Linked DNA regions of Homo sapiens: region 2 is linked to region 1. A link is a contact called in ENCODE Hi-C or POLR2A ChIA-PET data. All regions are on one chromosome and are shown on one strand. The core of a region is the stretch at or near the end of the contact, and the rest is flanking DNA. Distances in the headings are between cores, read along the strand shown.

Region 1 (7,422 bases), core at 4,910-7,409:
GAGGCAACCCTTAGCCTGAGACTTAAGGATGAAATGGATGGAGTGAGGAGGATGGCATTTCAGGCAAAGGGAACAGCATGTCCCAGGCACAGTGGCCAGAACAAGCAAGGAACATTTGGTTAACTAGTAGTTGTCCATCAGATGCTGGGAAACTGTAGGTTGGCTGGAGTACAGGAGAGGTCAGCAGGTCACACAGGGACTATGTGCCCAAATTTTAGTGTTATCCTAGTTTAGCCCTTGGTGTCATCCTAGTTTAGGACTGTTGTCCAAGCATTATAATAACAGCATTGCCTTTCACCCTCGAAAGTATCCCCATTTGGGCAATCAATTGCAGAGTCACCTTGTTTAAAGTAGGAGAGACATATGCTCCAATCTGTATTATAGGATGCTCACTCTAGTTGCCATGTGTACTAGCTTGGAATAAGACTAGAGGCTTGATGATGGCCTTTTAAGGTCTCATCCAGCTCCAGAATTCTCTGATCCAGATAGTTTTTAGACCACTCTTGGAATGGCACAAAACTGTCTTTTACTAATGCATAAATGCCTAATGAGCCTGCAAATGTAGCAGAGTTAAGAGGAGGGTGTTATTTCTATGGCCTGCGATGCTCTGGACAAGATTCCTGGAGAAGTTGGGTCTGGACCTTGACCATGAAGATGGATAGGATTTACACAGTCAGAGAAGTATAAAGTGGACATAGTGTGAGCCAAGGTGCAAAGGCAGGGATGATGAAGGAGTGCAATGAGAATGCCTAAACGAAACAACCCTCACCTAAATGTCAGCAACCATGACTGCCACCCAATAATAGAAGCAGCTTACAAGCATTTCCTGTTTTGTTATTTCTCCAAACTCCCTCCAAATCCCTGGGAAGTATGGAGGAAGTGCGTTAACCTGTGTGTTCCCAGAGCACTTTGAGCCCAGCCCTGGAAGCCACTCCATATGCACAGAGGGGCTCAGTGTAGAGTCTGCCTCCTCCGCCACTATAGGTTCCCAAGGGCAGCACCAAGCATCTCTATAGCTTTGAGGCTTGGAACAGAGAAGACACACAATAATGCTGGCTGATTAATTGACCAGAGAGAAAACAAAGGCTCAGAAAGGTTGAGTGTCTTGCCTAAGCCACACATGGTGAACAGTTGCTGGCAATGGACTTTGAGCCCAAGGCTCTAGAACCCTGTTCTTGCCACTGAACCATGTGGCCAACAGGTATAAATTAGTGCCCCAAACACAGACAGCATAGCATTGTGAGGTGGCACAGTTAGGAAGTGATTTTAACTACATAGGGTTTACGTCTATCTTTCAGCCTCTCTTTCCAAAGGGATTCCTCACTTTACACATCCCTGGGTCTTTGCATGTCCTTCCACCCAGCATGACCTTCCCCTCCATCTCTCCGTAAAATCTAGCACATCCTTCAAGGGGCAACTAGAGTGTACTTCCTCTGTGGCCGTCTTCCTGCCACCCTGACTGAGTGAGTAACCCCTCCTCTTTGCAGTCATAGCATCATGCTCAAACAGCAATTATCAGCATGTAATCTACATTGTACAGTGGGGCACTTACATAGTAGAACACATAGCAGAATCTTCCTTCTATGTCACACTGTGACCATTGAAGACAAGGGACTCTATCTTATTTATCTTTATATCCACAGCATCCAGAATAGCTCCTGGTACAATTGCACCAGGTATTTGATGAATATTTGTTGAATGAATGAAAGAATCTGCTTAGCCCTTATCCAGAGCTCTTGCTGTGATCCTATCCTAATTGTACCCTTATCTGGTTTTCAGTTGGGTTCAGCCCATGGGAAGCCTTAGCAGGAGATCAGAGGCTGGGAGGAGAGGGGTGAGCCATTAATTCCTCTCTCTGACTTTCAAGATTAGAAGGGAATGTGTTCGTTTACTAGGGCTGCCATAACAAAATATCACAGGCTGGGTGCATAAACAATAGAAATTTATTTTCTCACAGCCCTGGAGGCTGGAAATCTGAGCTCAAGATGTTGACAGGATTGGTTTCTTCTGAGGCCTCTATCTTCTCTCTGTGTCCTCACATAGTCTTTCCTCTCTACATATCTGTGTCCACATTTCTTCTTCTTATAAGAACACCAGTCATACTGAATTAGGGCCCACATTAATGACCTCATTTTAATTTAATTATCATATGGAGACCTTATCTCCAAATACAGTCACATTATCAGGTACTGGGGGATAGGGCTTCAACTTGTGAGTCTCGGAGGAACATGATTCAGCCCATCGCAGGTGCTAACGGCTCCCTGCTATTGTGAGTTCCTGGGTGCCAGTCCCTAACTCTGCCTATATCTCTGTAATAGTGTCTTTATAAATTCTATTTAGCTTGAACCCTTTACAGGTATACTGGCTGTTTTCTGGCAGTTTCTTGCAGATACAGATATTGACAGCTCTGGTGATAATAATCTACAACTACTTGTAAGTTTCTTGAGAAGAGGAATTTAATGCCAGCTGTGTGAGAAATTCAAAGTCGAGTAATAGACCCTTCTGTCTCTCTCTCTGCCTCATTCTTTTCATCTGCAAAATGAGATACTGACAACAGCCCCCCTTATAGAGTCTTGCCAGAGTCCATTGTGATAAAGGGTGGGACAGCTTTGCAAACTGGGAAGAACAGTAAGACTGAAGGTGTTTTGAGTCCACAGAGTAGATTCATTTTACAAGAAGCAAAGAATAGCTCTACAACTCTGGATTCCCAGGTTAGGAGCCTGAAGTTCAAAGCTGTAAGAATGGGGGGACATCTTAAAGGACCAGGCACTGCTGCTAACAACAGAGAGGGGTGGAATGTGGGCCATGGCATTTTTTCTGGTCTTCACTCAAGAGGGCCTCTTGTCAGGATAAGTTCTAGGAACAAGGGAGGGTCTCTTTGTTCCTCCTTGGTAATAACGACCTAGCTCATGGGTTTGCTGAGTATCTATGGAAAACAGTCCAGGCAGAGATCCTGGATACGTCTATTTATGATGACGTTGACATAGAGAGGACCAGTATGTTCATGCAAAGGCCATGTTTCCTGTTTCTATAAACATCTTCAATGTGAGAAAAGACTTTGATGGGTCCATAGGCACAATTTATGGCTTGATCTGTGCCAATATAAATCAAGCACACATACCATCCCAATGAAATCGTGCAGATCATTGATTTAGGGTAATGAGGACCTGTAAGCAGGGTGGATTCCAAGGCAACTTATTTTTGCACATTGGTTAACCTTCATCTCTGGGACCAGAAAGGGCCTATTTGGCCATGTAGTGCCATGAAAGGGGTGCAAGCTCTGGCTTAGACATTGTAGGCTCACTGCTAGCATGGGACCACATTGCTTAATACTTCAAGTCTTAGTTTCCTCCTCTTTTAAAACTGAGTTAATGGGGCTCCCTCAAGAGGCTGTTGGAGTGGGGGGTCAAATGGTGCTACTTAGTGATAAATGTCACTAAATTGCACTTAGCAGGTACTACTTTAGTGTTAGTTGATACTCCCTTTCTCTAAGATCCTGGGTTTGTTTTGTTGATGTCTTGGAATTTTAAATTGGTCTCCAAATTGGCAGAAGCTGAGCCAGTCACAGGAGTGACCTCCAAAGGCAACCTGAAGCACTTGCAATGTACTCAGAGATAATGAACATGACCCTAAGACCCCAACAGGAGCTCGTCTAACCGAGTGTTGAAGACCACAAACCCTTTCATTTGCAGTATTTCCTTTGGATGCTGATTCTCCTAACTACCTTTTGAGAGGAGTAGGTGGTTTACCTCTATTTTTAATAATAATTATAAAATAATAAAAATGGAATAATAACTTAGCATCACAGTAAGTCAAGTTGCAGTCTACAGCATTGTACTATCTCTTGGGAACTAAAATGGTTCATGGGTTACTGGGAATCCTTGATAGTTTCTAAGAAAGAGAGTGTTACAACCAACCCTCTACAACATAGTCAGATTGAGTTACCTGCGTCTTCCACGGGCCAATTATTGCCCAGCCTATTCAACATTTATTCTACTTTAGAGCAGCGGAAAATATACATGATGTATCTCCTGTCACTTAGCCTTGGGGATTGTTAGTTTCATGGATTCAGAAGATCTGACTTTGGCACCTAACTCTGCTACTCAGTCACCATGACACCACATACAATCATTTCCCCACTCTTGGTCTCAGTTTCTTCATCAGTAAAAAATCCTACCTGATTCAAAGGAGGGTAAGAGAAGACCCACTGGCCAGGCGCAGTGGCTCACGCCTGTAATCCCAGCACTTTGGGAGGGCGAGGTGGGAGGATCTCGAGGTCAGGAGATCGAGACCATCCTGGCTAACACGGTGAAACCCCATCTCTACTAAAAATACAAAAAATTAGCCGGGCATAGTCCCAGCTACTCTGGAGGCTGAGGCAGGAGAAGACGTGAACCCGGGAGACGGAGGTTGCAGTGAGCCGAGATTGCACTCCAGCCTGGGCAACAGAGCAAGACTCCATCTCTAAAAAAAAGGAGAAGACCCACTGAGAAGATAAGTGTATGGTAGTTTGCAAACTGACTATTGGGTCAAAGAAAAGGATGTTTGCTTTTTCTCCCCATACCTCATACCTCAGCCTCACCCTACTTTAGTCAAAGGCGCCAGCATCATCTACTTCCTCTTGATTTCTTCACCCACCACATGGCATTCACCAGCAAGCTCTACCAACTCTATTTCCTTAGATGTAGAGTGATTGTTTGTATTTGTAATATATTTATTTTGACATATTTTAACTTTGTATTCCAAAATTATTTGACTTATGGAAATGTTACAACACTTATATAAAAAATTGTGTTGTACCCTTCATCCAGATTTCCCAAATGTCAACATTTTGCTGGATTTGCTTCCCTGCCACCCCGTGTGTGTGTGTGTGTGTGTGTGTGTGTGTGTATGTGTGTGTCTCTACTGCTGGTCATTCAAGTTTTAGCTCAAATGTCTCCTCTTAAAGGTCATCTTCCTAAGCCCATGATCCCACCCTATGGCACCATTCCAATTGTAGTACTCTACAGAACACTGAACTCCAGCTAATATTTTTCTTGGCTCTTTATTTACTGGTTACCTCCCTGCTTCCCCCATGAGGATGGAAGTCTTATTGGAGAATTGGCCTTGTGTCCCTTGCCTTACTGCTGAATCTTCAGAGCCTAGAACAGAGCCTGTGCAGAACTGGCACTTAATCATTATTTTGCTGAATAAGTGAATTGGGGAACTGCTTGTGTCTGTCCTGTACAAGATCTTAAGTGGCATGCAGTGTGTTCTCTGTAGTCAAGGTGTAAATGTCCTTTGGAGCCTATACTGGCTGCAACATTCACTTCCATCATGAAAATATTTATCTGCTCTTGCCCTACAAGGGGATTACTTAACACACAGCTAACGTTTGGGTGTAAAGTCTCCAAGAAAGAGAAAGAAAATCAAAGAAACCACAGAAACGTGGACACACATAGGAAGAGAGTATGGCAACTTAGTTGTTTGCATTTGGGCTCTGGAGCTAGAATGCTTTGTTCACGTGCAGGTTTTGCCACTTACTGCTGTGATTTTAGACAAATTACTTAAACACTCTGTGTCTCAGTCTCCTTATGTGTAAAATAGAGATAATAAGAAATCTTCTTCATAAACTTGTTGCACAATCAAATATGTTTAAACTGCTTAGAGCCACGGCTGGCACATGGCAAGTGTTCAGTAAATGTCATCATGATAAATAGTTACATAATTGAGAGCAGGTGGTGCATACTGTCTTATAACCTTTTTTTAACTTGGCAAAATATTCTAAATATTTCATATCAACGAATAGTCTTTTACCACATGATTATTAAGGGCTAAAATTTTTCTGTCATATAGATGTACTATAAGTTTCCTGAGATATTTAAGTTGCTTCCAATTTTTTTTTATTATCAACAATACTACGTTGAACATCCTTGTACATATATCTTTTCACACATCAGCAACTATTTCTCCTTCTTGTATTCCTAGAAGTGGAATTGGTGGGTCAAAGGCTATGCATATTTTCTGACCTGAAATACAGATTCCAAGTGCCCAAGACAGGTTATCCCAACAGAGGCATTTCCTCAGAGACCCAAGTCCAGAGGCAAGGGCGGTTCCTAATCTCAGCCATTTTCCTGTCACTCTCTCCCTCTGCGCCAGCCAGGCTGCAGCCAGTGTGTCCAGCTGAGGCCACAGCAGGTTCCAATAATCCTGTTTACTCGGCTCTGGGCAGGAACACAACCTGGATGTTCTCTCTCCAGGGGATATCAGGGACTTTTGCTTTGAACTTCATCCAAGAGACTAAAAACAACCACATCCACCACGTCTGCTGTTTCACCACTGGCCTCACCCCTGTTGCTTGACCCTGTTGCCTGGCTGTGTTTACAAAAGCATCTACACTTTTTAACCCTTTTCAATCATGGCCTTCCCACCACTGTTACCCAGCAGAAAGCCTTCTGTTCTTTAAGACTTAGCTCAAGTGTCACCTCTTCCAGGAAGGCTGTTCATCTACGAACAATGCTTCCCAGTGTGGGGAAAGGAAACTCCTGGGTAGTGGAGTCAGACGCATCTGGGCAGAGCAGCAGCACACTCCCCTCCAGCTGTGTGCCCTTCTCCTTGGGTGTTTTCTTTCTAGCCTCAGCATCCTCTGCTAAACTCACAGGTAAAACGATGACCCTAACACAAACCTCTCAATGTCTTTGTAAAGTGGTGTCTTTAAGCTCCCAGTAAGATTGATACCAAGACAGGTGATTTTTTAAAAAGGAATGGTGTCCACGTGTTCTCACTCATGAATGAGAGCTGAACAATGAAAACACATGAACACAGGGAGCGGAACAACACACATTGGGGCCTGTCAGGGGTTTGGAGGAAGAAGAGCATCAGGATAAATAGCTAATGCATGCGGGGCTTAATGTCTAGGTGATGGGTTGATAGGTGCAGCAAACCACCATGACACATGTTTACCTATGTAACAAACCTGCATGTCCTGCACATGTGTCCCGGGACTTAAAATAAATTTTTTTTTAAAAAAGGAATGGTGTTTTTGTGCCGTTGGCTTATATGTTTAGTTTTTGGTCTGCTTGCTTATATTCCATGGCAAGAATGTCCTTTTCAAACTCTCCAAGAGAAGGAGGACACTCTTGTCTTTCTGACGGTCTGAACAATGCTTACATATCCTCTCCCTTATTACTCTGCTTAAAGAGAGATCCATTATTCCAGAAGGAGAAGGGTAGGCCAAGACTGGTGCTAAGGTTGAAAAGGTGGAATGGCCCGTATCTGGCAGGGATTCTCCAAGATGGCAAAATAAACTACAGTGGCTGCTGTTTCCAAAGATGGGGAGCTGCATCCTACTACCATAGAGCATCCCAACCCAGGAGGGGCAGAACCTCTGGAAAAGCAGAAGAAAAAGCCAAAAGACTTCACATGCAGAGTTGTGGTTCTAGC
Region 2 (7,538 bases), core at 1,775-4,274, 160 kb after region 1:
GAACTGATATAGTTATTATTTACTTATTTATTGTCTTTCTCCACCAGGAGAATGCAAACTCCAAGAGAGGAGATATTTTGTCTGCCCAGTTCATTCTTATCTAAATGGTGCCCAAAATAGCACCTGGGAGAGGGCAGGCACTTGATATATTTTTTGAATTAACAAAAAATGAAAGAATAGCACTTCTCTTCTTCAGCCTTTTATTTGTGAAATAAAACTTTTCCAGAGAAAGATTGAAAAGGCTTGGAAACTGGGAGATCTTTAGCTTTAATCCCATGGGTAAGTCTCTTATGTTACCTATGGATCAAGAAACTCTCTGCCTCAAAAACCTGCAGTGGCTCCCTGTTGCTTCAACAGAGGACAGCTGTCTGTGAGAGTTCGCAGTCTAAGTAAAAACTCAAGACCACCTAAAATAAAATAATCTGACAATGACGTTGTGTGTGTGTGTGTGTGTGTGTGTGTGTGTGTGTGTGTGTGTCATAAACATTTACTGAGTGCTTGCTAAATGCCAGGCACTCTTGAAAGAATACAAAGATATGGATCCACCCCAACCACCATCATTTTGGTAGTAGTAGAGTGAGATATCCAAGGAGGTCATAGGCGATTAAGAAAAAGAGACTTAGGTTGGGCGCAGTGGCTCACACCTGTAATTCCAGCATTTTGGGAGGCCAAAGCAGGTGGATCATCTGAGGTCGGGAGTTCGAGACCAGCCTGGCCAACATGGTGAAACCCCTTCTCTACTAAAAATACAAAATTAGCTGGGCATGGTGGCGCATGCCTGTAATCCCAGCTACTTAGGAGGGTGAGGCAGGAGAATCGCTAGAATCGGGGAGGCAGAGGTTGCAGTGAGCCAAGATCATGCCACTGCACTCCAGCCTGGGTGACAAGAGTGAAACTCTGTCTCAAATTAAAAAAAAAAAAGGAAGAAAAAAAAGGAAGAGACGTGTAAAGAATATTAAAGTGTTAGCAAATGCCAAAAGATAATTCTACATGGGTACATGGGCACGTGTACAAAAGGAATCAGTCCCCTTCATTTGGATATAGGCAGGAGTCCAGAAAAGCTCCTAAAGTAAGCTGCATTTCAGCTGAAGCTTGGGGAACAGGGGCTCCCCAGACAAGCGGGGAGGAGCGGTAGTGAGGGTGTTCCACGGAGAGGAAAAGCCTGAGCAACGGCCAGGAAGGAGGAGGACACATTCTGGAAACTAGAGGTGATAAAGTCAGTCCGAAGTGTGGACTGTGAGCTGGGGTTCAGTAAGAGACCAGGCTATGAAGTAAGCAGGGTGTTTACAGAAAAGATACCACACTGGAGTCAGGCAGACCTGAGTTCAAGAGCTGACCATGTCACAAGCTAGTCAGTCAGTCCGCTCTGAGCTCAACTTCCTTGGAAGTCAATGACTAGGAGGAGGGGGGCAAAGGATCACCAGCTCTCCAGTGAGGTTGGTGGAGGCACGGAGCTGGAAACAAAAGTGCTGGAAAGACTTGTTTTGTTTCAAAACAAAATACTGAAAATGTCCCCTTGCTTTGATTTGTTTTGAATCATGATATTTTGCTTATTTTGAATTTGAAACTCATTAAAAGAGGATGTAAGGTTTTTGTGTTTATCTAGGGTGACTTGGATTATAAAAGAGGCAGAGAAACTCTGGGTGAGGCGATCTTAAAGTCCCCTCTGATCCTCACCTCCAGCTCTAAAATGACTGACATTTGGGCATACAGGGAAAAAGCAGAGAGGTGCAGCGAATCAGATACTGAACTTGAAGTCAGACCCAACTTCTTCCAACTCAGACTTTGCCACTCACTTTCTCGGCAAGTTAACAAGCGTCTTGGAGTGTCAGTTTCCTCTTCTATAATATGATCTTTTCCTCATAGCCTTATTTTGAGGTTTATTTGAAATAATGGATTTGAAAGCAACTGTCACATAGTAGGTGCTCAATAAATGTCAGCTGAGTATACTGTCTTTGTTCTCTCCATATCCCTGTCTCTAATCATAATAGTTTCCTTGTGAATACCTACCATCTGCTGAGTGTTGTCCACAGGCTATCTCTTTTACAAGCAGAAATTAATGATTTAATTCTTTGTTGTCAGTTGAGTTCATTGAATTGCCTCAAGGCGGTTCTGACCCTCAGAATAGAGACACAATGTTTGATGGGAATTTAGGGTATTCTGTCTGGAACTACACAGGTTTAAAATCTTTTGAAATTTAAAGTGGCTTTTTATTACTTTGGAAACCTATCCACTGCACGTTTTTATTTCTAACCATTATCCGTTTTCTCCCTTACTTTCCACATTTAACTCAAGGCTTCAAATACAAAAGCCAAGTTTGAAATAATCACAACATTTAAGCAATGAATGTAATGACAGCTTATATTTCCATGGCAGGAAGATGTACACTATATTTAATAGCTTTAGCCATTTACAGCAAAAATTACCACGGGGACTCCAAAGACAGAGGGTAGGAGGAGAATTCTGGGCCTTTGACTAAAGATGCCATAGTCATAAGCTGTTTTGGAAATGATTAAGTGATAAATACAGTAAATTTACCCTCAATTCTGGGAACCCCACAGTGCAGACATAATTCTACAGAAACAGAATTACTCTGCAAAGGCAGAAGTAATTATTATTATTGTTAAAAGGTCTAAACCTTAAGCCTGTGCTGTTTTATTCTCTTTAGCTGGAAGATCACTAAGTACACAGACGAGGGAACTTAGGTATGTGGAGCATCTATTAGACACCAACTTCTCTATCACTTAAAACCTAACCTCCCTCCACATTCCATGTAAGCACTTGGAACTGGACCCCCAAAAATTACAGTGAGGGAAACCAACAATCTTGAATATCTACGGTGTGCAAGCCACCTTATTATATAAAATATAGCATATGCATGCAATGCTTAATCATATATAAGGAATGCCAATAAGCTCAGAAAGGAACCCCTTGCCTTTGTTGAGGAGGCAGCTGTGTGTGGTATCATTCCTGGCTGCATGCCCATTGCCTAGCATTGTGTCTGATACATCCTGCAGGAATTAAGAATATGGAATAAGGAGCCAAACTTTGTAGATTCAAGTCCTACTTAGTAGCTGTGTGACTTTGGGTAAGTCATTTAACTTCTTCGTTCCTCAATTTCCTATTTGTGAAATGGGATGCTCTTAATACCTCTCTCATACTGTAATTGTAGAATTAAATGAGTTAATAAGGGTCAAATGCTTAAGACAGTGCTGGCAAACAGTAAGAGTTGCAAACATCATCACTTGTGGAATTGCTGGATAATGGGGACCTCACCATCACCCTGTGACATAAAGTGTAATAAACTCCTTTTTCCAGGTGGGGAAACTGAAGAAAGTACACCTGCCTGGTCATCCAGTTCTTAAGTGGCCTAAACAAGATTCCTACCTAGGCCTAACTAACACTAATAACAAAACATAGCATTTAATTAGTTTTTTTTCAAATGTTCTAGGCCTTTACAGATAGGCACATATTTACTTCTCACAACAATTATATGAGGTAAGTGTCAGTAACTCACATTTTACAGATGCAGAAACTGAGACTGAGGTTAAGTAATTTTCCCAAGGCCATATAGTCAGCAAATGTCAAGTGTGGGTTGTTTTGTTTGTTTTATATATTTTTTTCAACTTTTATTTTACTTTATTTTGAAACGGTGTCCAGCCCAGTGCCTAGGCTGGAGTGCAGTAGCAGGAACATGGCTCACTGCAGCCTCGACTTCCTAGGCTCAAGCAATCCTTCTGTCTCAGCCTCCTATGTAGCTGGGACCACAGGTGCACGCCACCATGCCTAGCTAATTTTTAAATTTTTTGTAGAGATGAGGTCTCACTTTGTTGCCCAGGTGGGTCTCAAACTCCTGGCCTCAAGCCATCCTCCCCCTTCTGTCTCCCAAAGTGCTGGAATTAAAAGAGTGAGCCACTGCACCCGTCCCAACTTTTATTTTATAATTGGGGGTACATGTGCAGGTTTGTTACAAAGGTATATTGCCTAATGCTGAGGTTTTTAGTATAATTGAGCTTGTCACTCAGATAGTGAGCATAGCACCCAAGAGGTAATTTTCCAGCCCTTGCTCTGCTCCCTCTCCCACTAACTCTAGTAGTCCTCAGTGTCTATCATGTCCACCTTTATGTCCATGTGTACCCATTGTTTAGCTCCTGCTTATAAGTGAGGATATGTGGTATTTGATTTTCTTTTCCTGATTAGTTCACTTAGGATAATGGCCTCCACCTGCATCCATGTTGCTGCAAAGGACACGATTTCATTCTTTTTATGACTGCATAGTGTTCCGTGGTGTGTATGAGCCATATTTTCTTTATCCAATCCACCATTGACAAGCACCTGGGTTGATTCCAAGTTTTTGCTATTGTGAATAGCACTTCGATGAACATAGGGATTCATGTGTCTTTCTGGAAGAACCACTTATTTTTCTTTCGGTACAGACCCAGTAATGGGATTGCTGAGTGGAAGGTAGTTCAACTCTGGGTACTTTTAGAAAACCCAGGCCAGAGAACCTGACTGTCCCCTACATGGAAGAAAAGGGCCAGGTCTCTGGAACCTGAAATTCAGCTAGCTGAGCTGCAGATCTGGCTGGCGTTCCTATGGCCAGAACTTGGACCTGAGGACTGTACGAGGACTGAGGATTGAGGCTGGGTCTCTGGGGCCGCCTGGGGCTCTGGGGCCGCCGGTGGGTTAGCGGGCCTGGAACACGGGTGTGGCCCGCAGCGCCAGTTTACAACGGCCGGCAGGACCGCAGGGAGGAGCAAAAGCAGGAAGTGCCGCGCGCGCTCGCACCGAGGGAACCCCGGCGGCGCCCCGCCTTTGCCGGCGTCTGGGCTCTGTGCCCGCCGCCCTCCCCGGCCGTTCGCCCGCGAGTCCCTTTCGCTTTTAACCCCAGCCGCGCTGATTGCCTGCGATTACTCAGAATCGCCCCCACTTGGCTGGCTGAGCGACAAAAATCAGCAGTAGCTGTCCGAGGAAAGCTCTTCGCAAACCGGCGCCCCCACCCAGCGGAAACACCCCAAGCCGGATCCCAGAAATCTCAGTCTTCTCCCAACCCCGGCTCTGCCTCTCTCTCTCAATGGGACTCGTCCGGGTCTCAGTTTGCCCATCTGTGCAGACGGTGTGAAGAATTTCTGCACAATCGAGAAAAAAAGGTGTGGAAACAGCCGAAAATAATTTTGATCCGAAATAACTTTGAGAGTTTTATAGTCTAATCGATTATTGTTTTAATAAGAATCTGTATTTTTTCATGCAAAAAGGAGTTTAACTGTCACCCAGGAAAATTCGCCTGTGGTTGGAGTTGCCCTGTGCGACACGCCCAGGGAAGCGCTGGAATGTCCCTTTCCGCTCCCATCTGTCTGTTAACCTGTAACCCGTTGTGCATGTATTTGATTCTTCCCGGTTAGAAGTTTTACAATCTCGGTGACGATAGGTGGGTTGGGGAGAGACTGGGTTTTGCAGCCAGATATTGGGTTACAATATCTTGCTGTACCATTTTTTTGCCTGTGGGACCTTGGTCAAGCCATTTCAACGTGCCGAGCCTCAGCCTCCCTTCTATAAAATGGGAAGAAGGAATCTCCTGCAGGGTTTCTGGGAAGATTCGGGCTGCTGTCTCTCTAGGGCCTACCATGTTCTGAGTGATCAGTGGAGAAGGGTGCTCATGGGTGGGGACTCCGACGGTCTGAGCCTGGATTTCTTCCACCTGCTCCTCCTTTTGGCCCCGTGGCTCCCCGGCCCTGCGAGAGGGCTGGGGCGTGGCGGGCTCCGAGCCTCCCGAGGCCTGCGTAGCGGCCGTAGCACCAGTTCCCGCCTCCCCCGCGGCCCGGCGCTGCGGGCGGGACCTGCGGCGACCTGTGGGCGGAAGTCTGTGGCTTTATTTACACAGAGGGCAGCCCGTGGAGGCTAGCCTTGTAAGGACGAATCGCTGGCGGGCCTGTGGGGGAGGCCAGGAAAGGCGGCCTTCGCCTGATAGGAATCTGTGAATAAATAAATACGTGAATGGAAGAATGCATTGAAATTCCCTCCTAGGATCACAGAAACGCATTCCAAAGGCAGCCTCAGAATCCGCCCACTCGCCCCCATCCCATTTGAGGATCAAATGATTCAAATGAGTTATTGCCAGGCCAGGCCTCCTGCCTCCCAGACCCCGCCGTCCTGGGGCTGCCTTTGGGGCGCGACTTCAGGGCTAGGAGTGAGATCTTGGGGCTAAACAAAGGGAAAGGGAACCCCGCTTTGCTCAGCACCTGCCATGTGCTAGGCACCTTTCCTATGTCACTTCATTGACTTTCATTCCCACGACGCTTTGGGGTAGGCACCGTCTTCCCACTTTCGTCTGGGAAAACTCTGGGTCAGATAGAAGTCACTCGCCCAAGAACAAAAGCGTGTGGGTGGAACAGCTTGGATTCAAATACAAGTCTGTCCTGAGCGCCTTTCACGCCACCGCGGGGCCCGGAGGAGGCGCAGGGGCCAGGAAGAGAAAGCGCGCTGGCGAGGACAGGGGAGCGGCGCGACTGCCCAGCTGCGTTTCCGGGTACCACCCCTTCCCGCGGTGTCCTTCGCTTGCCCGCTGGATCGCCAAAGCCTCTTCCAGCTCCACCCGTCAACTCATTCGCCGCCGCCCGGCCCGCTCACTCTCCTGATTTAGCAGCCAGAAGCCCCACGCCCGGTGACCACCGACCCAGAGCCCCTGGTCATGTCATAGCCAAAACCAATGTAGTCCTGGAGGACTTACAGGTGCACCCAGGGTGCGTATTTCTCCTGCCTCCACCTGAGTCCCGGCTCCGCATCCGGTCCTGGAGCAAAGGAAACTAACTGGTCTAGGCGCCTCTTTTCCCGGCAGGGCCCCACCCACGCCCACCCTGCCGAGGCCCCAAACAGGTTTCTTCACTTTCCCTGGCCCAGCTCCTGACCCGGGGCAGGAAGGAAGCCGGTTGCTCAATGTGCTGGAGGCTAGTTTTGGTTCTCAGGCCACCTATTGACCAGCCAATCAGTCAGGTGGGCCCAGCTCAAGCCACCCTGCAGGTACAGTGACTTGAGCACCTAGGACCACTCAACAAATCCTTAGGGGTCCTCACGCAACACAACACGTGGGCTCTATGTGCAGCCTGTGAGCGCCAGATCCCTTGGGAAAAATGAGCTGGATGAAGCCGGCCACCCCAGCCCTCTGGGTCCATCCTGCAGGCTTGCCCCAGGGCAACACACTGACCTCTTGCTGGGCCTCCATCACACATGCATCCACTGACCTTGGAAGACTTTCCAGAAGCCCCAGCTCGTTTGCTTTTAGATCTCTTGGCCAAGAGGACAGCATGGGCAGAAAATTCAGACAATGACAGGAGGAATTTATTCACAAACATTTACTGAGTGCCAGCCATTGTACTAGACCCTGGGGATACCAACGCAAACCAAACAGTCCCTTCCCCCACGTGTCCCCATCTAATGAGGAGTCAGGTAACAGGTCATTTTAAGAGGATGCCATGAGCCATTTCCCAGAGTGCATCTGGAAGAAGACCCTGAGTTGGTGGGGTGAGGAGTAGGGAGGCATC

What was found. A loop is a pair of places that touch in the nucleus more often than their neighbours do. ChIA-PET counts read pairs that join two places held with the same protein, here RNA polymerase II (POLR2A). Pooled maps may share reads with other maps.
Region 2: a loop to region 1 is called in a map of Right ventricle myocardium inferior, with 5 times the contacts of the local background. The contact joins two enhancer-like sites. A Hi-C loop is called at or near these places in 3 of 168 maps with a recorded cell type or tissue (Right ventricle myocardium inferior, heart right ventricle and right cardiac atrium) and 7 of 50 pooled maps. POLR2A ChIA-PET finds 5 or more read pairs at or near these places in 4 of 52 experiments (AG04450, B cell, activated B cell and 1 more).

What each region holds. Positions count from the first base shown.
Region 1 is chr1:58,981,593-58,989,014 of GRCh38, reverse strand. No RefSeq gene overlaps it. Among named protein-coding and RNA genes, the nearest start is that of LINC01358, 35 kb to the left of the region's middle. RefSeq lists enhancers at 5,666-6,166, 6,167-6,667, 7,202-7,422. Within about 2 kb of position 6,159, at least 9 of the 41 ENCODE cell types and tissues checked have a DNase peak (open chromatin) inside an H3K27ac peak, as active enhancers do.
Region 2 is chr1:58,813,702-58,821,239 of GRCh38, reverse strand. All of the region lies in intron 1 of JUN-DT (JUN divergent transcript), which reads right to left. LOC101926907 (a long non-coding RNA gene) reads right to left here and starts at 6,800. Exons shown (of 2, transcript XR_246327.5): 1 at 6,728-6,800; 2 at 5,198-5,972. RefSeq lists silencers at 4,717-4,866, 5,679-5,878 and enhancers at 5,320-6,315, 6,316-7,312. Within about 2 kb of position 3,024, at least 3 of the 41 ENCODE cell types and tissues checked have a DNase peak (open chromatin) inside an H3K27ac peak, as active enhancers do.